Regions from separate parts of the Homo sapiens genome. Here region 1 is linked to region 2. Evidence: chromatin loops called from intact Hi-C (ENCODE). Cell type or tissue: Caco-2. All regions are shown on one strand. Links, peaks and the distances in the headings refer to the core of each region. The heading gives the core; the rest is flanking DNA. Region 1 overlaps LOC124909365 (a long non-coding RNA gene). Region 2 has its middle 410 kb from the start of LINC01811.

Region 1 (11,665 bases), core at 3,773-8,772, 110 kb before region 2:
TCCTTGTCAGCAGCAGCTTGGTTTCACTGCAGGATCAGCCGTGTCGGGTGGTCTGGGTTTTGTTGACTGGTCCACTGGTCCTGGGAGGTGGCTACTGCTGGTTTCAGCCAGCTATGATGAACCCAAGGTGTGATACCTGAAACTTTAACAGCAGTGGGGGTAGACAAGATCACAATATGGGGACCATCTCATAAAGGCCTTAAAGTGGATGGGTTCCATCATTTGATCTAGACAGAGTCTCCAGGTTGGAAGTGATGTACTGCATCTGTGAGGCTAACAGGTATCCTTTCTCTTACCCACCCTTGTATTTCCTGCACGGCCTCACCTAAGGCTTGCATTTGCCTTCTTAAGGTTAATCCCCCAATTTCTTTTAAATCTCCTTTTATCTGAGTTATGATAGGGGGTGGTCGGCTGAACAATCTCATAGAGTGAATACCCAGTTAATTTAGTAGGGGTGCACCTGATTCGGAGAAGGACCATGGGCAGCACCTGATCCCACCTTAGATGAGTTTCTTGGCAAAACTTCTTTAACAGCTGTTTGAGTGTCTGGTTCATTCTTTCAACTTTTGAGAACTCTGTGGGCGATAGATAAGCTGTTGGCAGTTTCCATTTGATTTTTAACATCTGCGTTAGCTGTTGTACTATTTTTGCCACAAATGCTGGGCCATTGTCTGGTCCTAAAGTTAGAGGCAGTCAAAATCTAGGAATAATGTCCTTTAATAAGATTCTGGTTACTTCCCGAACTTTCTCTGTCCTGGTGCGAAATGCCTCGGCCCACCCTGAGAAAGTGCAGACAAACATTAGAATGTACCGGTAACCTCTGGCTCGAGGCAGCTAGGTAAAGTCCACAAGCAGGTTTTCACAGGGTGTAGCTCCAGTTTCTTGAATCCCTGGGGGCCATGTTGGCCCCTGCTGTGGATTGTTTTGGGCACAAGTTAAACATTGCTCACAAAGAGCTCGAGTGATGGCAGTTAGGCACGGCACATAGAAATGCCATCCTACACGAGTCTCTAATGCGGTTTTTCCCATATGCGTTTCTTGATGAAATTGCTTTATGAACTGGGGAGCTATTGTTTCTGGGATGGCAAGTCTCCCATCTGAGAACTTCCACAAACTTCCTTTCTGGTAACTTCTGCTCTCCTGCTCAAACCAAGCCTTTTCATTAGAGGAGTAGTTAGGGGGTTCTGTAAGGGGAAGCTCCAGTAAGGGCGTGGTAAGGGTTTCCTCTTCCTTCTTAGTTACGTCTGTCATTGCAGCTCTTTTGGCTTCTCTGTCCACCTTTCTTTTTCCTCTAGCCTCATCACCTCCTCCTGTTCGATGCCGTTTGCAATGGATGACTGCTACTTCTTTTGGAGCCCATACAGCTTCTAAGAGCTGCTCTATTTCCTTTTTATTTTTGACTTCCTTTCCTTCAGTTGTTAATAATCCTCTTTCCTTAGATATGGCTTCATGGGCATGCAGAGTGGCAAAAGCATACCTTGAGTCAGTATAGATGTATACCGACTTTCCTTTGGCCAAGAGCAATGTTTTATTGAGAGCTATTAGCTCAGCTCTTTGGGCCAAAGTTCCAACCGGCAGAGGGCAGGCTTTGGCTACTGAATTCAGTGTTACCACTGCATATCCAGCCAGTCTTCCTTCAGATACGAAGCTGCTTCCATCAGTAAAGTATTCAACATCTGGGTCCTTTAAGGGCTGGTTCTTTAAGTCTTTTCAGCTTCATCCACTGTTTCCACAAAACAGTGATACCCTGGGCCACACAACGGGACTTTCCATGCTCCACCCATTCTATTGGCAGCAGTGTGGCTGGATTTAGAGCATTCACAGTCTCCAAGGTTATATACAGGTTTTCACACAAAAACCCTTGATATCTTAACATCCTAGTGTTAGAAAGCCAGCCATGACCCTTCTGCTCCATCAGGGTGACGACTGCATGGGGCATCCAAATTATTAAACTTTGTTTAAATGTGAGCTTGTTAGCATCTTCCACTAACAGGACAGTGGCTGCCAATGCCTTGAAACAGGGTGGCCATCCCATAGCCACCAAGTCCAGTCGCTTGGACAAATATGCCATGGGCCGATACCATGACCCTAGTGTTTGTACTAAGACTCCTGTAACTATTCCTTTTCTTTCATGGACATATAGGTAAAAAGGCTTTATCATGTCTGGCAGTCCTAATGCTGGGATCTGGATCAAAACCTTCTTGATTTCTTTGAAGGCCATGTCCTGTTCTTTCCTCCACAGGAGGGGTTCCTTTTCCCCCACTTTGGTAGCCTCATACAATGTTTTTGCCAAGAGCGAGTAATTTGGAATCCAAATGCAACAGAAACCAGCTGCCCCTATAAACTCCCACACTTGTTGTCTAGTGTCAGGTCAAGGAATGCCGCACACAGTCCCTTTTTGCTCAAGTCCAAGCTCATACTGCCCTTGAGAGATGTTAAAGCCAAGATACCTTGCTCTTTGGCCACAGATTTGTGCCTTTTCCTTAGATACCTTATAGCCAGCCTTCCACAGAACACGAAGGAGGCTTTCTGTGCCTTGAAAGCACTCTTCTTTTGTGGGTGCAGCCAACAATAAATCATCCATGTACTGAAAGAGGACACAGCGGTCACTTGGTGGCACGAAAGCCTTCAGGTCTGAGGCTAGTGCTTCCTCAAAAAAATGGTTGGGGAGCATTTAAATCCTTGGGAGGCCTGGTCCAAGTATACTGTGATGAGCTCCACTCAAAGGCAAAGATGCCCTGGCTTTCAAGAGCTAGTCAAATGCAGAATAATGCATCCTTTATGTATAAGCACATAAACCCAGCAGCATCAGCAGGAATTTGCCCAAGCATTGTATATGGGTTGGGCACAATGGCATATAATGTAGCTGCAACCTTATTTACTGCCTGCAAATCCTGTAGTGGCCGGTAATCCCCAGAGGGCTTTAACACCAGTAGCAATGGAGTGTTCCAAGAAGAGGCACATCTTTCTATTATCCAAATTTAAGGAGCCAGTCTATATGCTTTATAATCCCATGGGTGGCTTCTACTGGCATGTGATACTGACAGATTCACACTGGGTAATTGCCCCGCAGCAGTTCCACCACTACGGACGCCTGATTTATGGCTAGCCCCAGGGGATTGTCTTCTGCCCAGACCCCTGGCAGCTTGAGAAATAATTCCTCATATATTGCCTCATTTCCCCACTGTCAAAATGCATCTTTACAAATTTTGCGTCTCTCATAGAGTCTCCATTCCTCTCTTGTTGGGACAGTAAGGGTCATTATCATGGCTTTTCTTTGACCTAGGTTTAGAGTCATGTCCCCTTCTGGTGTAAAGATTTGTCCTTACAATTTCTGGAGCAAGTCTTTTCCTAACGAGGGCACTGGACAATTTTGCAAATATAAAAATTCATGTTGGACTTCTTGTCCTCCAATGACACACCTTCTGGATTGACAGAAAGGCCTTTTCTCTGATAGTCTGGTTGCCCCAACTATAGTAGCATAGTTTTTAAAAAGCAGCCCAATGGGCCATGTCACCACCGAGTGTTCAGCACCTGTATCTACCATAAAGTCCATCTGTTGGCCTCCCACTTTCATGGAGACCAGGGGTTCCTGGAGGCCTAGAGAGATGGATCCCAGTCTGTCTCAGTCCTTATATTCCTCAACTCCTGCTAAGCCAACCAGATCAGCGTCTGGCTTTAGAACAATGGCTAGAGGCTGCAGTCCTTGGCTGGGCATCAGGTCCCTGGCTGCTGCTTTCTTCCTTTTCTCTTTCTGGACATTTATCCTTCCAATGCCCTTTCTGTTTGCATCTCATACATTCATCCCTCTCAAGCCTAGGCCAGCCTTCAAACCCTGGCCTAGCTTGTCCTCTCCCGTGACCACATCCATGACCATGTCCACGTCCTCTCACAAAACCAGTCTCTCTTTCAACCAGAGCAGCAGCCAACAAATCAGCCTTTCCCTTGGCTTATGCACTTTGCCCCTTTCTTGATTTCCTCCTCTTGATTAACAAACACCTTAGTAGCTACTTGAATGAGCTGGATAATATTCATACCCTCAAAACCTTCCAACTTCTGAAGCTTCCATCTAATGTCACCTTGTGCCTGGCCCACAAATGCCACATTAACCATGCATTGATTCCCTACAGCCTCCAGATCAAATGGTGTATAAAGCTGGAATGTTTCACAGAGTCTTTCATAAAATTCACTGGGACTCTCATCAGCCTTTTGGCATACGTCTGAGACCTTTCCCATATTCATTGCCTTTTTCCCTCCAGCCTTTATTCCATTAAGAAGTGCCTCCAAATACCTCTGCAGGTTTTGCAGTTCTGCCTGGTTGGATCCCAATTTGGATCTGCTTCTGGGAACCTCTCCTGTGCATACCACTTGACATAATTTTTGCCTTCAGATGCATTGCTTTCTAACCACTGTAAGGCTCTCTGAGCAACTCTCCCGCATTCTTCTGTATTGAACAATGTTAAAAGTAGTTGCTGACAATCAGGCCAGGTAGGGTTAAGAGTCACAAAGATGGACCGCATCAAGTCCATGAGGGCCTGGGGCTTCTCTGCGTAGGAGGGTGTATGCTGTTTCCAGTTAAGGAGGTTAGTGGTGGAGAAAGGCTTGTAAACCAAAAGGCATTGCTCTCCTTGTACTTGACCTTATTTAGCATGATAAATTTGGCTTTTTGTCTCCTGGAGAAACATCTGCATGGCTTGGGTGCGGCCGGATCTGAGACAGCCTGCCCCGTCACCTTGAAGTGCTTCTTTAGTCTTTATAGGTAGGGGGCTCTGACTCTTCCCTGCGGGGTGATGCCTGAGGCTCACTCTCCTCTGAACTTGATTCCTCAGGGGCCGCTTGTGCAGCATCTTGCCTTGGCCTTGCTAGAGATGGATAGATTGGGACATAGAGAGGTGGAAACTCCCTCTTCTCGGGCAAGGCCTGCAGAACAGGTTTTTTATGTTTTCCTTAAGGCTTTTCCTTTCTTTCCACCATCCCTTTAGGTTCTTTTGCTACCTCAGATCTGGCACGAGCTACCAGGGTCTTACAGGAAGTCTCATAACAGGCTTGTAAACACTTGGGGTGAGTTTGAATGATGCTCAGCCAGGAGTCAATGTATGGGAACGGGTCCAGGTACCCAGGCTGTTCTTTGACTCTGGTTATGACCCTAAACACAAGGCCAATTATCTCTCTGTCTATCGTTACTTAGGCCAGCCACCCAACACTAAAAGAAGGCCAATCTATTTCACAGAGAGTTCTCAATCTCTGAGGGGTTAATTTAACTCCATAATATCCATTAAAACCTTTCTTGAAATTCTCCAACATCCACTCCAATGGAGTAGGCTTTGATGCTTTTCCTCCCATTCCACCCTTTGTGATGCACTTTCACTCTCACTTTCACTCCTGGACAGACCAGACCAGGTCCTATTACAGCAGGTTCAGACTCTGCTTAGCCAGGAGCATGCCTGTCACAGCTAGCTGCAGCTATAGAGCTGGTCCTATGGGCTGTATGCAGTGTCATAGGTCTGGTTTTTCCCACACTTGCCTTGGAGCACACAGTACACACTAAGAGATCTGTGTCTCCCCACATCACGCCCCACATTGGTCTCTCCCAGGACCATCTCTTTCACTCACTTTCACACACCTCCCCATCCCTGAAACAGTTTTTCTTTCTGACCGACTCACGAGCCCCACCCACATCTGGTGTCGGTTAGGGTGTGAGTTTCATCCAAATCAATGGCCTTCTCCAACTGTCCCAACCCCCTCAGGTCAGACTAGTCCTCATACCCTGGCAGGTGATCAGGCTCCCCTTCCATCTTTATGGGACAGGTCTTGCCTTAGGGCCAAAACCTTACCACGGTTCAGATGTCTATGTGCTGCTCCCGTGACTGTCCTGCAACCCTTTCTACCAGTTCCATTTGTGCTGTCGGGGGAGGGCTCTGGAACGAGGGAGGGACATTCCCCTTCCAGGCTGAAACTCTCCTGGTGGCACCAAGGACCCCAGGTCTCCTGCATCGTGGGGCTCTAGCCCACAGGCAAAGAAGATAGAAAATAGGCCATCTCCAATCCCAAACGGGCCCGCAGAAATATTATGGGACAATCAAAGACTGGAGAAACTGAAAAAGGTTCAGGAGAGTTTATCAAATCAAGGTGATCACTGACTCAGCCAGACATACATCCAGAAAGTCTGAACCCCGAACAAAGGACTTTTCCTACTTTTAAACATCTTAAGGCAGGAACTACGTGAGGTGGGATGCAAGTTATAGAAGCAAGAAAAAAAGGCAGCATTACAACATTTCTTACATCTTGAGAGAAACATGTCTTGCAACCTAAACTTATCAGTCTTGTGACCCTGCAGCCAGGCAGGAACTCACTGGGCCCATAATAAATGCTGAGGAATGTGGAGGTGGAGAGTATAGATAAGGTCCACTGTCCACAGAGAGAAGACAGGCTGTTAGTATTCTCTTTTAACTTGAGTGTAAGGAGGGGTCACCCTTTGCAGCAACTTTAAGAGGATTTTAAAATTTCTATTACTACTACTATTAGGTTAGAGTTGTTGATTTCACTAATTCCTTCTTCAATAGAGTACTTCTTTTGTGAAACCAAGGGCCAGTCTTTAAATAAAAATAATTTCTATTTGAGCAGGTTGGGAGGAGCAGCAGAAAAAAGATCAATTACCTCTCTAAGTAATGGTAATTAATAATTCTAAGGAAAGGAGAAAGTACTGTACTTACAGTAAGACAGTAATATAACCCTTTTCTTACTCATTTTGGATTTAGCTAGGATTTATGTCTCAAACCCTAAGGCCTGGAACACCAGAAGAGGTGTTAGGCACACACTTGGCAATGCCTGACATTTACCACTTAGCCTTAGGGCCTGGGAGATAAAAGGAACCAGTGAAGAATGTGACACAATAGTGATCATATGCCCAAACTAGGGAAATGGCCACTTCTCTACTTGTTTTTTGCCTAATGGAATGTGTGCTTGTGTTGTTTGATATTCTGTATTTCAAGAGAACCTAGACACACAGATGTTTAAGTGAAATCTCTAGAGCTTCCACATATGTTCAAGATCTCTCCCTCCTTTCTCCTTTCCTGCCTTCCTTCCTTTTATGTACCTTCCTTCTTTTTATTCTTTCTTTTTTACTATTTAACATCAAATAGGTCAAAGTTAAATGCTGAAACCAAGCAATTATGCAAATTTAAGTCAACTGGTTTGTGATTTCTGGTTGAGATAAAACTGTGCCTGAGAATCCACCTCCAGGGTTCTAAGAGTTGCATCTATTGTTGGACTAATGTCTATGAAAGTTAACAAACACACATGCCCATAATCTCATTGAACTGGTAGGAATTAAAAATTAAACCCAGGTCCATGCAACTTCATGTCCAGTATTATTTCTACTATGCATTTTGGATCTTAGGCTATAGAAATAAGATCTACCTACTGTCATCCAAAGGAAGCATAAAAACATGATGTTTTATATGAATACAAAACTTTATATATATATATAGTTATGATCACACATGTTTAGTTAATGTATTAGGCACCCTGAATAGAAGAATTTTCATAATAAGATTGATAAGATATATTCTGCATCAATCCTACATTCTTTGTTAAATAGAACCACACAAAATTCAACAATGACACCCCTCTGGAATCTTGGGACCCCCAGAAGCCCTGTAGCTGAATGGCAAACAGAATGAGGCTGGTAATGAGTTGCATTGGGTGAAGTCCCTGCCCCAATATTTACTAAAAATAAAATGTTCAAAGGTGTCTCAGCCTTCTTAAGCTTCATTTCCTTTATAAGATAAAGAAATAATAAAAATAACATTACCTATCTCAGAGTGTTAGTTAGAGAAAAACAGAATTATAAATGTAGAGACTGCAACAGAAGATCTAGTGTATACTATGCACTCAAAAAATAAATAACATAGTTATTGACATTATTTTATTCTAGAACTTGTGGGTCAGCTTGTGACAAAACCCTCAAAATTTTGATTAAAAACTTAGAAAATTATCTTTGGCACTCAAATCACAGGCAGAAGGTGATAAAACGTTTTACTGCTGCTGCTTTCTATTCTGATTTACTGCTGCAAACAAACACCCCTCCTCCCCCAAAAGAAAAAAAAAGGTCTATGAGGAACCTCTGTGAGGAGGTAATTGTGTGAATTTGTGTGTGTGTGTGTGTGTGTATGCATGATAGATATCTATACTATATTTTAGACTAAATTCAGAAGTTTTCTCATTTGCATATAGAGTATATTTCTATCTGCAGGAGGCCAGTTGGACCCTGTCTGTATTTGGAAACCATTTAGGGAAACTCTAAGTCAGCTTAAAATGTCAAACAATTCTTTGTGGCTCAATGGGATTATAGGCTTTTTTTCAAAAATTTCTTCTTTGCACTTTTTTTTTGCATTTTTCTTTCTTAATGAACATGTAATATATTTAAAACTAAAAAGTTTTAATTTAAAAGGAAAATAGCTCAAGAATTTTATAATATTCATAAGTATTTAGTGATTTTTGATATGACTAATAAAATCAAATAAAAATATATTAATATTTGCAAGTACTTTTGAGACATTATTGGCTTTGAGAATTTGATCAGAATGACCTTGAAATACAGACTGTAATTTCTCTTGAGTAGAGTGGAAAGATAATTTAGGCCAGCACATTTACCTTAAGTTATATAACAACAAACCTGTATTTTTTATTGAAAATGTGACTTACATTGACTTCTACTCAGAGCAAGTGGTTCAACTATTCTTCTTCATAACAAGATAGTTTAAACCCTATGCCATTTATCACTCATTAAGTCACTTAGTGATTTAAAACAAAAGGGACATATTTAACTCATGAATCTGTGGGTCAGCTGAGTCATTCTTTTGGTGCCAGCCATATTTAGCTGATCTGAGCAGAGCTCACTCATGGATCTGCAGTCATCAGGTCAGTGGCTGGCCTAGGATGTCCTCACTCCTGTCTAATGATTGGCTGGCTGTTGGTCAGGGTGAAGATGGTGATGGTTCACTTGTCTCCCTCCAGCAGGCCATCCTGGATTTGCACACATCGTTGTTTGCAAGAATCTCAAGAGAGTAAAGCCTGGACTTGGAATTGGCACACCATCACTTCTGCTGCATTCTTTCGTTCAGTGTCACTCACCAGGCACAGTCATATTCAAATAGCGAGGAAAGAGATTTCACCTCTTAATGGTAAGAGCAGCAAATCACACTGCACAGGACATGGATACAAGAAGTAAACAATTGGGGGTCATTATTGAAATTGATTAATTATAAACCTTGCTTGCTGGTATTTGCAAGTGTGCAATCAAATATCCCACAGGATCAAACTCCTGGTGTTCAAACATTGATGGTATTAAAATAAATGGGTCGGTATGGCAGTATGTAGAGACACAGTGTACTGTATGAACATTTTAGGTATAAAACTAATAGCCTAATGAAGTCTCATTCCTTGTGTTCCCACTTTTCCATTTTAATGGAAATGTAACACATTTGGTTCTTTCACAAAAAAGAAAAGGTAGCTGTGTTCCAAAGAGCCCCAGTCCTTCTGCACTTCTGCCTGCCTTTAATGTAAAACATCCCAACCAGGACCAGCAATCTCTTTCCTCTTCTCTAAGTAAAGTTAGACTCGGTTCATAAGTCTTCTACATGCTCTTTATAATTTTACTCAATAACTTCAATACCAGTTCCAAACAGTAGTTGTGGTTTGAAGGAGAAAACCAGTGGTATGCTATGAATTCATGTAAATGAAGTAATTGACTATGGTTAAGAATTGAGCAAGAACTTTTTTGTTACGGAGAAGTAAGTTTCACTTACTGAGTAGAACAGTAAACAATTAGAAAATGGATTTTCTCTAGGTGAAATTAAGACTATATAGTACACAGTATGTTTTGTTTATGTGCTGGGGGTGGGAGGAGAGGGCTAAGGAACAATATATCTGGCACTATTTTCTCCTTACCTAACATACAATCCCCTTTATCTTCCTAGTTAATAGAATTACAACTTGAGAGAATGAGAGTATGGATGGCACCAAAGTGCCCAGCACCCAGTGATGACAAATCATGACTTGTCTAAGCCAATATTGTTAAACCTGCCCTCAGCTTGTCTAGATTCCCTTATAGACAAAGGTGGCTATGTAATCAGTTATTGACCAAAGAGTCACAAAAAAACATCTAGTAAGGGTAGGGATTTGGGGAAAATAATGTAAGTTTTAAAGACAGTATAAATGCACATTTCTATTTTTCTTTTTAAAATTTTTGTGGGTATATAGTAGGTGTATATATTTATGGGGTACATGAGATGTTTTAATACAGACATGTAATGTGAAATAAGCACATCACGGGGAATGAGGTATCCATCCCCTCAAGCCTTTATCCTTTAGTTATAAACAGCCCAATTACACTTTTAAAGTTATTTTAAAATGTACAATTAAGTTACTATTCACTATTGTTACCTTATTGTGCCATGAAATAGTGGGTCTTATTCATTCTTCTTATTTTTTTGGTAGCTATTAACCATCCACCTCTCTGCCCTCCACTACCCTTCCCAAACTCTGGTAACCATCCTTTTACTCTCTATGCCCATGAGTTTCACTGTTCTGATTTTTAGATCCCACAAATAAGTGGGAACATATAATGTCTGTCCTTCTGTTCCTGGCTTATTTCACTTAACATAATGATCTCCAGTTCCATCTACGTTGTTGCAAATGACAGGATCTCATTCTTTCTTTTTTATAGCTGAATAGTACTCCACTGTGTATATGTACCACATTTTCTTTAACCATTCATCTGTTGATGGACACTTTTGCTTCCAAATCTTAGCTATTGTAAACAGTGCTACAACAAACATAGGAGTCCCTACCGATTTCCTTTCTTCAGGTCTATACTCAGCCAGTGGGATTGCTGGATCACAGAGTAGCCCTACTTTAAGTTTGTTGAGGAACCTCCAAACTGTTCTCCATAGTGATTGTATTAATTTACATTCCCACCAACAGTGTATAAGGGTTCCCTTTTCTCCACATCCTTGCCAGCATTTGTTATTGCCTGTCTTTTGGCTATAAACCATTTTAACTGGGATACGATGATACCATATTGTAGGTTATTTTGTTGTTGTTGTTTTTGTTTGTTTGTTTTTTTGAGATGGAGTCTTCCTCTGTCACCCAGGCTGGAGTGCAGTGGTGCAATCTCAGCTCACTGCAAGCTCTGCCTCCCGGGTTCATGCCATTCTCCTGCCTCAGCCTCCTGAGTAGCTGGGACTACAGGCATCTGCCACCACACCCAACTAATTTTTTTGTATTTTTACTAGAGACGGTGTTTCACCCTGTTAGCCAGGATGGTCTCGATCACCTGACCTCGTGATCCGCTGGCCTCGGCCTCCCAAAGTGCTGGGATTACAGGCGTGAGCCACCACGCCCGGCCCAGTTTTTAATAGTTTTTCTGTGGAGTCTTAGGTTTATATAAATAAAATATTATATCATCTGCAAATAAGGATAATTTGACTTTTTCGTTTCCAATTTGGATGCCTTTTATATCCTTCTCTTGTCTGATTGCTCTAGCTAGGACTTCCAGTACTATGTTCAATAACAGGGGTGAGAGTGGGTATCCTTATCATGTTCCAGATCTTAGAGAAAAGACTTTCAGGTTTTCCCCATTCAGTTTAATACTAGTTGTGGG
Region 2 (11,665 bases), core at 3,851-8,850:
TGGTTAGCATTTCTCAGACTAAAGCTTGAATTAGCTTACAACAGCTGCAACAGTACTTTGACATTTCACACATACTGTAATAAAAAAATTTTTTAATTGTATTTTTCTACAAAATATTATTTTTCATTTGAAAGTAATGTTTTAAATTGCTTATCATGACATAAAATTGCTTCTTCAAGAAAATGTGCCAGGTATGTACCATGGTTTTGCAAATTATCTGGCATATTGCCGGTGGTCCAGATTGAGAGGCACAGACCCACAGCTCTAACTCTTTATTACAAGACTCTCTATGAAGCAGACCCAGCTTCCATATCACTGTCAAACCACCTCAAATCATCCACCTGTCCATCTTCTTTCATCTGTGTGCCCTGAGCATATTAGAAACTTTCCTAGCCAATGTCTCTGTTCAAACTGAATCCCTAATCAGAAAAACCCATGTCTCCAGCAATGAGTTCTAATTCTTCTTCAAAGAGGAATTGTAATGCCAGCTACTGTGTTAGAGTAATTGCATTTTCCTAATTTAGAGGGGCACTAGATTTTACTCACTCTTGTCTTCCAGTTTTCTGCATAGAGTAGGTACTTATTGAATTTGTATTGATATAAATGGTTATTACCACAAATATTGGCACTGATGGCAGTCAATAATGTTATTAATGATGTAATAAATACCATATTTACCACACTTTTCCTTTCCCAAGTCACTTTTCAGGATCATAGAAAATCAGGCACCAGCAATAACATTTTGAAAGTATTATTTTTGCAGATAAAGAAATTAAATCTAAGAGCAGTCAAATATCTTAGCCAAGATTGCACAGCTATAACGATATCTGGAGTTGTTTTCCCTGTCCTAGTGAGGAAGAAACCAGGTCCAGGATATGACAATGGAAACCTGAGTAGCACTGAAGAGGGAATGACTGACAGGATCATAAACATGACTATGGTCAAGGACTATGGGAGAGAAACGTACAGTGGTAAAATCTGTATCATGCTTCAAAGAGGATGTCAATTCTCCTCCCAACTTAGTCTCTGATGTAAAGTAAAACTCAGATAAGTTATTTATACCTTTTTCTAGATATCCATTTCTTCCACTATAAAATGGGAAGAGTGATGCCCATATACTATACTACACACGTAAGTTACAAAGATGAATAATAGAATTAAAGTTGAAGAGAAGACATTGAGAAATCACAATGAATTATTTCTCTAAAAGAAAGAATGTTTCACAAGAGTAAAGGCACTACCTGGTTTTAGTGGCTTCTCAATCCAACTGCACTGAGTCTAAAAGTAATATTAGACACTTGTCTCTTTTTTCACATTTTTCCAACTTTCTCCAACTCTACTTCTAATAAGAAATATTCCTTAACTTAATGAAGAGGCTGGAATCTCTCATTTCCAACTAACAGTTCTGTTCTTGGGTAACTTGATGCTGTACTTGTGTCTGAGCTATTCAATTGTTATGGACTGAAAGTTTGTGTCCCCATTCCCCAAATTTATATGTTGAAGCCCTAACCTCTAATGTTATGTTATTTGGATGTGGGGCCATTGGGAGTTAATTAAGTTTAAATGAGGTCATAATGGTGGATTCATCACCAGAAATTTGGATTTGTTAAATTTGAAATATCTGTAAGCTATTCAAATGCAAATAAAATTAAAAACTGACTATGAGTCTGAAACTGAGACAATCAGCTCTACCTTGAGATATATATTTGGGAATTCATAACAATCAGATGGTTTTCACACCTAATGAATGAATAAATCACCTGAAGAGAGATTGCTCAGAGAGCCCTGAAACTGGGAGATTAGTGAAGGATTAATGGAGCTCAAATGAGAGAAAGTGTGATGTGTAGCCCAAGAAAGGAAACTGTTTCAACAAAGTTCTGGTAAATTATATTAACTACAACCTAAATGTTAAATAGGATACGGATCAAGAAGTGTGCTTTGGGTCTGGAAACAACTCAAAACCAATTTCAGGTGAGTGGTGACAAGACATCAAATTGGAATGAGCTGATAACTGAAAGGGGTAGGCTTCTGAGCATATTGAGTAATCAGAGAATTGGAGGCAGAAACTCCTTATTTCTAGACATTTGTCTATGAAGAACGGCAGAGAAAATGGAGATAGCTTGGAAAGTGAGATAGGGTCAAAGAAGGTTTTTAGGAACACCTTACTTGTGTCATCCTCCTCATCTGATCTTAACACTAAGCTTGTCAAGAACTGAGAAGGACAAAAAAGGGAGCACCTTATTTGAGCCTGATTTTAGGAACTTTGTCAGGAGTGCATCTCTTTAATGTTTCTACCTGTGAGGCAGTCAAAAAATCTGGGCTGAATATCTGATTCCCCCTACAGATCATTTGTCTGCACTTCATCCTTCTTCCTACTCCCCAGATTTCACTCTTCTAATTTGACTTCTGGGACTCTGCATGTTTATTTAGGCTCCCTGCCCATTCCCACCTTTTCTAATACCCCTAGCTTCTTCAGCAGGTCCTATGCCCCACAACATGATCAGTTTTCAACTTGTAGTTTGAACTACTTAAAAAAGAATATGTCACAAAGACCTACTAAATGTCAGCCTCTCAGACAGATGATATAGCTCTCTTGGCAAGGGCTCGCCTAATAAATGGTTTTGTGGTTCACAAGAAAGAAGGTTGATGTGAGTGCTGATGTGACTAAAGCTCAGTTGAAATATTAATGACTAAACTCCATTAGATCTCCACCCAACCTGAGCTACTTCCCAATGAGTTAGTCTCAAGAGCCATTTTTTTGTTAACTTATGACTTAATCAAATGTCATATCTCTTTCAAATTTTCCCATCTCCAATCCCTTCAAAATCTATTCTTCATGCCTCCTACAACACAGAGGCCTGTGACTCAACTTCCCTAACAAGTCTGAAAGTCATCAGAGGCACTGAATGAACCTAAATATCCTACAGCAGCCCATAATAAACCTTACCGTGTTTTCTTACATTGCTGCTTGAGTCAACTGAACCACACTTAAGGGAGCACCAGGCTGGTTAGAAATAGCCTTCTAAAATTTTTGTTCCCTTCATGTCCTCTAAAGCATAAAATCTTCTTGCCTCAGAGTCCTGGTTTGTTATCTTCTGCCTATGGCCAGGGAGTTTAAAGAAATAGATTCAGAATCAAATTTTGCCATATGTGGAAATGCTGTAGAAGTATGATGATATCACATGATTATTTACCTTTATTCACAGGACTTTGATCCTGATAAAGATGAAGTTTATGAATAATAAAGATACAATTGAAGATACAGTGGGGTGGATATAGAACAAACTCTACATATGCTATGTTAAAAGGCAGCAATAAATCCAGCCATACTTAATTGTCATTATCTCTTTAGTAGAACTGTCATGTCCAATCTCCTTTGCACAAGCTCTTGATTCCTTGTTCCTAACTGTCCACAGTTTGCTTTTCTCAATAATTATATTAAGTTAGATAAATTAAAGTCTAACCAAAACGAATTTTACATAATATCCCAGTCCATTTGTGCAGAGTCTCTAAAAACCTCTAAACTATTTCTCTAGGCAGTAGGGTAGCTAATTATTTACCCTCGCAGCTGCCTCCAAGGCACTTCCGATCCTATGTTTAGAACAGAGAATGATTCCATTTGATTAGGAGAAAAAAATGCCCACAACTTTCCTAAAACAACATGAAAATTCCATCTATCCAAGGGGACTAAGTAATTTACTCTCTGCAGATTCCTTTGGATCCTGAAATAATGTGCAGTGATGCATAGGCACATGGTCATTATGCCCCAGATTTCCTCATTTAGGAAATCAATTCTTAAACGTTGGGGATATGCAAATTCAATTATTCCTGAACTGCAGAATGATAATCATGCACTGAAATATGTATTAGCATATTCACGCAGAGCAGGTTTCTCCTCCCCCAGGGTTCTCTGCCACCTGTTGAATTAATTTGGTCTCATCCCTTGACATCCATCAGGTTCCACATATGACAGGGGCAGACTAACTTAACCTGTTGTCAGAGGAAACTGCAAAGTAACAAGAGAGTGTCACATCTCAGCAGAATACTACAGAGAAGAGGCAAAAACTAGAACAAATGCTTAGCTAGCCAGTCACCAGATATTCCCGAACAGTGCACCTTGGCAAACAAGGACCATTTAAATCTAATTAAGAAGTTTCTCTTCTGGTCCACTGGGGATCTGCACAACGACACAAGAACAGTGCTTAACTGGCATCATGCTTGCTAAGCAAGCACTTGGGAATTAAATTCTTTCTTATTGTTCTTTTCAAATATTTCTGAACCACAGAGAAACTCTGCTGTCATGATTCTAGAGAAGCAGAAATAAATTTCATTCTCAATCTGATTTTAATCTATACACAGAGAAAAATATCTTTTATTGTTTTAGGACTCCCTTGCTGACTCAAATCTTCCAAAGGCTTGGGACACTTGTTATATAGCGAATATATATGAAACATTCATATAAAATATTATATATATAAATAATATTTTATGTGTATCACATAACATTTTCTGTCCCAAAGAGTTATCACATGAATACTTCCTAGCTTCTATCTTTACTCATTTTGGTGAGAAAATTTAGTTATTCAATATTCATTTCCAAATTAAGTATCATGTTTCCCCCAACAAAACAAGTTTTTCTCTCATCACCTTCTTCCCTAGCTCCTCTACTGCAAAGAATCTCCCTTTGACCAATGATGAAACCCACCTAAATAGCTACTTCTGGATTCAAATTATTGAGTGATTATAGGAACAGGAGAGCTATGCAGCCCAAACGCACTTGGGGAGAAACTTGACAAATTCACATGTATTAGTTAGTACTCAATTTAATCATACCCTACTCTGGAAATCTGCTCTAATAACCTATAAATGTATTTATCACACCTCTTTGTACAGTAATTTAATTTTGCCCAGTTGTGTAGCAGGGTTCTTCGATTTTCAGTTAAGAAACAATGTTTTAAAATCACTCTGTATTTCATGGGTCTAGCACTTATACGATGAGAAATAAATGCACAAGTATTTCTGGAATAAATGAGTTAAAGAAGCTGAAATTTTATTTGATGAAAATAATAAAATATATTATCCATGACCATCATTTTAGCTTCTTAGTATATAAATAGCATTATATTGTATTATAGCACTACAATGCTTTCTGGAGGTATAATCAAAATATAATATCTATTTTTGTATATCAGAAAACTGATATATAGAAATATATATAGAAATATAGAAATACACAGAAAAATGTGAAAACTTCAGTTAGATTGGTTTTAGAGAAGAAGTAAGGTTCCTGGCTTCTACCTTGTTCCAATATTTTTTTTCTGTCTCACAATTACACTAGCCTCCTAATTCTAGTCTTAAATTATTTTTCTATTACTATCCATCAGTGCTGATTTTCTGTTCTCCTTCTTTCCAATACAGCTGTAATTATTCCAGCTGTAGCTCTACTTCCACCATGGAGTTTCTATTCGTCATGCTATTTTTATATTCTACTATCCTTTAGTATGTGCAGCCAGATTCTCATACACTCCTTCAGATATCTTCATTTATGAATAATTATTTCATTATACAAATGCTGGGGAACTTCTGTGTAATAGAGGTTGTATTGTATAAAAATATAAATAAATTTTTTCTCTTTTAAATTCTGTCTACATTCCCTTCTCCTTGAACAAGGGACAGCCTGAGCAAGAGGCATATCTTAAAAGATAGTTTTAAAATAGCTTTTGTTATCTAAAACAAGCAAAAAGCTTTATAGGAAGATAATAGATGTAACAGACAGGTTTTATTACAAAGGAGAAGGAATTTTTCTAAGTTCACTTATCTCTCTTGTAAACATATCCAGAGAGCATCTTGGTGGATAAAATCATAAAGAATTTTACACAATGCCTGAAGTAAAGACAAAGGATACGAAGAAGAAAGAAGAAAGAAGGAGGAAGGAAGAAGGAGGAAGGAAGGAGGAGGAGGAGGAGGAGGAGGAGAGAAGGAGAAGGAGAAGAAGAAGAGAAGGAGAAGAGGAGGAGAAGAGGAGGAGAAGAAGAGGAAGAAGAAGAGGAAGAAGAAGAGGAAGAGGAAGAGGAAGAAGAAGAAGAAGAAGAAGGAGGAAGTAGGAAGCCCTAAACCTGGCCTTCCTAGATTAAAGAATTATGGAAGCATAGAGGAAGGGAATGGATCATGGACCCAGATATAAATACTGAAACTATAAACTCCTACAATGAAACAAGAGAATATCTTCTCAACCCTTGGGTAGGAAAAGATTTCTAAAATAGAATTCAAATAGTGTTCACTAGAATATAAAAAATAGACATTGATAACATAGTCACACAGAAAGAAGCCTTGTTAGGTCTTCAAGCCTCTCTTGGCTTTCACATAGCTTGGATACCTAGAGAAGTTCCTGTGTGACCCTTGATAAAGCAAACAATAATATGGCTGAAAGTCAGTGGCTTTTTCTTGTGAAATAACCTGACATTAGAGATGAGCCCAGAGCAAGCTGTTAGACACAGCCAAGATCAGAGACCTTTGCAACATCCAAGAGTGCTGTGGGGATTAGTTTATAAGAGAAAATTACTGATCTCTGATTGAGCTAAGAAGGCAAACCTCCAGTTCCAGCAAAGACTTCAGCAGCAAACACCAGAATAGCCAGGAATGGGACTAGCCATACTTTAAAAGCCACAAGTCCAATGAGCAACCTAATACCTCTTCAGATAATACCATACAGATCCCTTAGGCTATGCATCTCACATATATGCAAACAACATACTAGAGAAGTATAGAGAGAAACCATGGAACTCAGAAAATACAAACAAAAAAAATTCCTGACACATCTAATCAGAGGCTAAGAAACCTACGGAGAGAAAGTTAAATTATGAGCTTGGATTGACAGTACCAAAAAGGTCACAATGTCATTTTTACCCCCTTACCTCCTCAAATAGCTTGATGTTTAAAAGAGCTCTGAGATCAGAGTGCTTGGGTTCAAGCCACCCATCTTCAGTTCACCAGCAGCATTACTTGAGTCAACTGTATCACTTTTCTAAGCCTCAGTTCCCTCGTCAAATCAACAGGGACTATATCAGTATCTATACCAAAGCACTACACAATAAACAGCCTCTGATACAAACTATGTGTTCAATGCATAAACATCATTAAATATTCCACTATAGTGTGGTAAGTTTACAAGGAGGAAAATTAAAATCAGATTGGATAGTATGGGAGGTTTCCCAAAGAAGGTGGCATAACTCAAATACTGAAAGGCATATTGAGATTGATGAGAGGAAGGGGCTTTGTAGAAAACTGTATCAAACAGATCAGGCAAGCTGGAAGAAATGGTACAGCTAAGGACTGCAAGGGGGATGAAGCCATATCATAGAAAGCCTTGTATACGGAATGATTCTGACTTTGCAATATGTGCAATGATTGGGAAGAATGAGATTAAAAATGGAAGTTTTTAATTCAGAGCTGATATAATCAACCCTTTGACATTTGGAAAAGACAACTGGCTAGTATATAGAGCAGTATTTTCCAGACAGCAGGTCTGAGCCTGCTTCAGATCAATGTAGTAAGTCCAGGCCAGCATAATTTTTAAATGAAATAGAATAAATAAAATGAGATCACCTATATCAAATTGGATCATATACTGGAGGACTAAATATCACTTTGTGAAATTTTGATTCTATATATATTACGAGTGTGTGTGCCTGCATGTTAATGACTCAGATGCAAAATTTCTGAATGTAAACCATAGCAACTGGGAAAAAATGAATTGGCGAGACAAAGTGCAGTGATAGGAAGACTAGGAACAAAGTGCTTACCATATTGGAATCTGAAAGAGTAGTTTTATCTTGGTTTGTTTCTAATTAAACTAGAGGAACCATTTTACTTTGAGTTTTTGGTGTGTGTGTGTGTGTTTGTTTGTTTTTTTGGGTTTTTTTTGTTTTTTCTTGCAGTCTATCACCAGTTTTCAAGTGCTTGAATTTGCACTTCAATATTGCGAAATCAATCAATATTTCCCAAGACATGAAACTTCAGTCCACATGTAAATGTGATTTTCCCTTTGATGTTTACACATTGTCACTACATACCTAAAATATTTTGAAAACACAACATAAGAAGGCTAAGCCTCAGATTCTTGTTCCTGCTTCTATCCTACTGGCTATGTGACTTTAGCCTGTGTGAAACTTCAGTGAAAGAACTGAATAGTATAATCTGTTAAGTTTCTTACAACCCTTCATAGTATATAATTCTACTTGACTGGCTTGTTCATGAACACAGAATATTTTGTGAGATTTGGGATTCAAATTCAGGGTGTTCGTGTTGCTAACCTATGACATCAATTGAGCTAGGCAACCATTGTTTTTCAGCCTGCAAAGAAGTATAGTTGTAAAAATCATGTGTCCTAACAAGTGTTCCCAGCAGGGTGACTCAATCCTGTAATCTCTGATTGCAATGCTATTTTGCACGTAATGCATTTTATTGTGTTTCTTATACCCCTACTGCATAACAACTTTCTTGGGAAGGGGAAAATTCCTTAGTCTTTAAATATTCACTGTATCTAACACAGAGGTGAATTTACAGTAGAAGCATATATAATTCTCAATTAAATAAAATGGTAGAATTTGCTTCTAGCACTAAACCTTCAGAAAATTGAAAAACTGCATTTTAAAAAGTCTACTGAAGGGATCTAAAAGTAACAAAGGCAGTTAAAAATGGACGAGTCAAGATCCCAGAGGTGGGAACTACATTGCTACGAGCCTAAAATTCTTTTCAGTGTTTCCTCTAGAAATTCCCCTTTTGTGATTTCTACCTGATGATAAGACAAGAATCTAAGCAGCCCAGAAGGGAGTTGCAGCTAAATGGCTAAGACACCATGTACAGCTTTCAATGGTCTCAAAATATGAACTAACATGAAAGAATTGAGTCAGAGTCTTTAATATATTGTACCACAAAAGTGAAAGCAAACTGAAAAGAGACAAGCCCTTATCAAGGAAAAAAAAAATCAAAAAAGCAGATTTTCAAGTAGTCCTCATTAGAACATCTTAACAGATTAGCAATTCAAGAGAATAAAATTCTTTAATATAATAAAGAATATATACAAAAACAAATAAAATTTAAAAACTAAAACATGTTTAATGGTTAAATATTTAAAGATTCCTTCTGATCAAGAAGGAATGCCATTCAGTATTGTTCTAGAGGTTCAGGTCAATACTATAAAGCAAAAAGTGTGTGTGTGTGCAAGACAGAGAGATTGCAAAAGAAAGAAATGAAATCACCATTATTTTAATACAGCATGGTTATATAGAGAGGAAAATGTTTACATGTATATAAATTTAAAAATACATACATGCATGTACACAGGTCAATGTTTGCAAAGTGTATATTTATATATACTAGCAATAGACAACTAGAGAATGAAAATAATAAAATACTATTATCTATACTATCAGAAATGCCAAATACCTAGGACTCAATCTATAAAAAGGCATGTAACATCTCTCTGTAGACAACTAAAAACTTTTATGGCAAAGTCAAAACCTTAAAAATAATGGAGGGTCATGCCATATTTATGAAATGGAAGGTGAAATATTTAAAAATATGTCTCCCAAATTGACCTGTAGATTCAATGTAATCTCAATTAAAACCTCAGCTAATGTGTGTTTGCATAAGTTTACATGCTGATTCTAAAATGTATATGGAAAAGCAAAAGGCCAAGAACAGCCAAGACCATTTGGGGTGAAGGAACAAATTTAGAACAATTACACTAACAGATATAATATCTTATAAAGTTCCAAGAATTAAGAATAGAATGGCTTTGGTATATGGCAAGAAAACAAGCTATACAGAATAGAGGAGTTCAGAACCAGATCATGTATACATATGGTCACGATTTATGTAAAAATGTGACTTTGTAATTTAGTGAGAGAAATACTCATATCAAACAAGGATACAAATTCAGGTAGTCATAACACCTACAAATAATTTTTAAAAATTTAAAAATACAGTAGAAAAATGGGAAAAAGTCTCAAACAGGAACTTCACAAATAAAAGAGTATCCAATTATTCAATAAATAAGCATAAACACGTTCAATCTGTTGAGTAATATCAAAGAAAAATTGCACCTAATGGAGTCACACAGGAAAGGAAGACTCTATTCAAGACTTGCAAGATGGGTGAGAGATGAAACTCAACTCCTCTGAAACTAAAGGCTGCACACTTTTCAAGCACTGAGGTGAGCTAGGGGAAAAGTGCTGGAGGACATTAGTGGGGAGAGGAGTCCATGTGATTAGGTCATCTGTGTTTGCTAATTAGCACTTTACCTTCCCTCAGAAATTGGGAGATAGAGGCCTCATTGTTCCTCACTGTTCTTAATGATTACATTTTAAAGATATGGCTCCCAGATCCTTGAGGAAGACATTTCTAGGTTTTAAGACTGGTAAGAGACAGGAAGAAGTTGTACATCTTAAAGAGGGAGAAAAATGTTCCAAGAAAAAGCAGTTCTGGGGCCTAAGACCAGGAAGAAATCTGTCAAAAGTTTAAGTCAGCTCAGGGGAATGAAAAAGCTATCTTGGTCAGTCATTAAGGAAATGAAAAATTAAAACTACAGTGATGTTTTATTACTACTTCATTAGAAAGATTAAAATTTATTTTAATAAAGGGCTGGAAACATCAAGTGTCAGTGAGAATATGAAGCAACTGAAATGCTTCAAAACTGTTGATCAAAGTATGAAACAACAAAAGCATTTTGGGAAAGTATTTGGAAGTATCTACTAAAACTGAACATCCCTATATACTATGACTCAGCTGTGTATTTTTAAATATATTTTAGGTGTATACTAAGTAAATATATGTATGTGTCAGAAGCATTTGAACAAAAGCAATTCCATCTTGAATAGGGGCTGGGTAAAATAAAGCTGACACCTACTGGGCTGCATTCCCAGGAGGGTAAGTGTTCTTAGTCACAGGATGAGATAGGAGGTCGGCACAAGATACAGGTCACAAAGGTTTTGCTGATAAAACAAGACAGAGCAAAAAGCCGGCCAAAACCCACCAAAACCACGATGGCAACAAAAGTGACCACTGGTTGTCTTCACTGCTCATTATATATTAACTATAATTCATTAGCGTGCTAAAAGACACTCCCACCAGCACCACGACAGTTTACAAATGCCACGGTAATGTCCAGAAGTTACCCTATATTATCTAAAGTGGGAAGGAACCCTTGTTTCTGGGAAATCCCTGCCCCTTTCCCAGAAAATCCATGAATAATCCACCCCTCATTTAGCATATAATGAAGAAATAACTAAATATACTTAGTTGAGCATCCCATGCCCTGCTCTGCCTATGGAGTAGCCATTCTTTTATTCCTTTACTTTCCTAATAAACTTGCTTTCCCTTTACTGTATGGGCTCACCTTGAATTCTTTCTTGCATGAGGTTCAAGAACCCTCTCTTGAGGTCTGCATTGGGACCCCCTTTCCAGTAACTTATGTATGTACACATTTTTTTTGTTTTTTTTTTTTTTTTGGAGACAGAGTTTTGCTCTTGTCCCCCAGGCTGGAGCGCAATGGCGCAATCTCGGCTCACTGCAACCTCCGCCTCCCAGGTTTAAGCGATTCTCCTGCCTCAGCCTCCAGAGTACCTGGAATTACAGGCATGTGCCACCAGGCCCAGCTAATTTT

What was found. Hi-C counts contacts between places; a loop is a spot of excess contacts. Peaks named below come from ENCODE experiments on the same cell type or tissue, not always from the same donor. Only the 100,000 strongest peaks of a DNase experiment are listed, where the experiment ranks them.
Region 1: it touches region 2 in a loop (7-fold over the local background); 2 of 110 quality-filtered maps call a loop at or near these places.

The regions. Positions count from the first base shown.
Region 1 is chr3:34,673,965-34,685,629 of GRCh38, reverse strand. LOC124909365 (a long non-coding RNA gene) reads right to left here. Exons shown (of 3, transcript XR_007095867.1): 3 at 8,166-9,204. Among named protein-coding and RNA genes, the nearest start is that of LINC01811, 520 kb to the right of the region's middle. In Caco-2, for the core only: no CTCF peak of the experiment used is centred there; a DNase peak (open chromatin) is centred at 6,349.
Region 2 is chr3:34,568,239-34,579,903 of GRCh38, reverse strand. No RefSeq gene overlaps it. Among named protein-coding and RNA genes, the nearest start is that of LINC01811, 410 kb to the right of the region's middle. In Caco-2, for the core only: no CTCF peak of the experiment used is centred there; no DNase peak of the experiment used is centred there.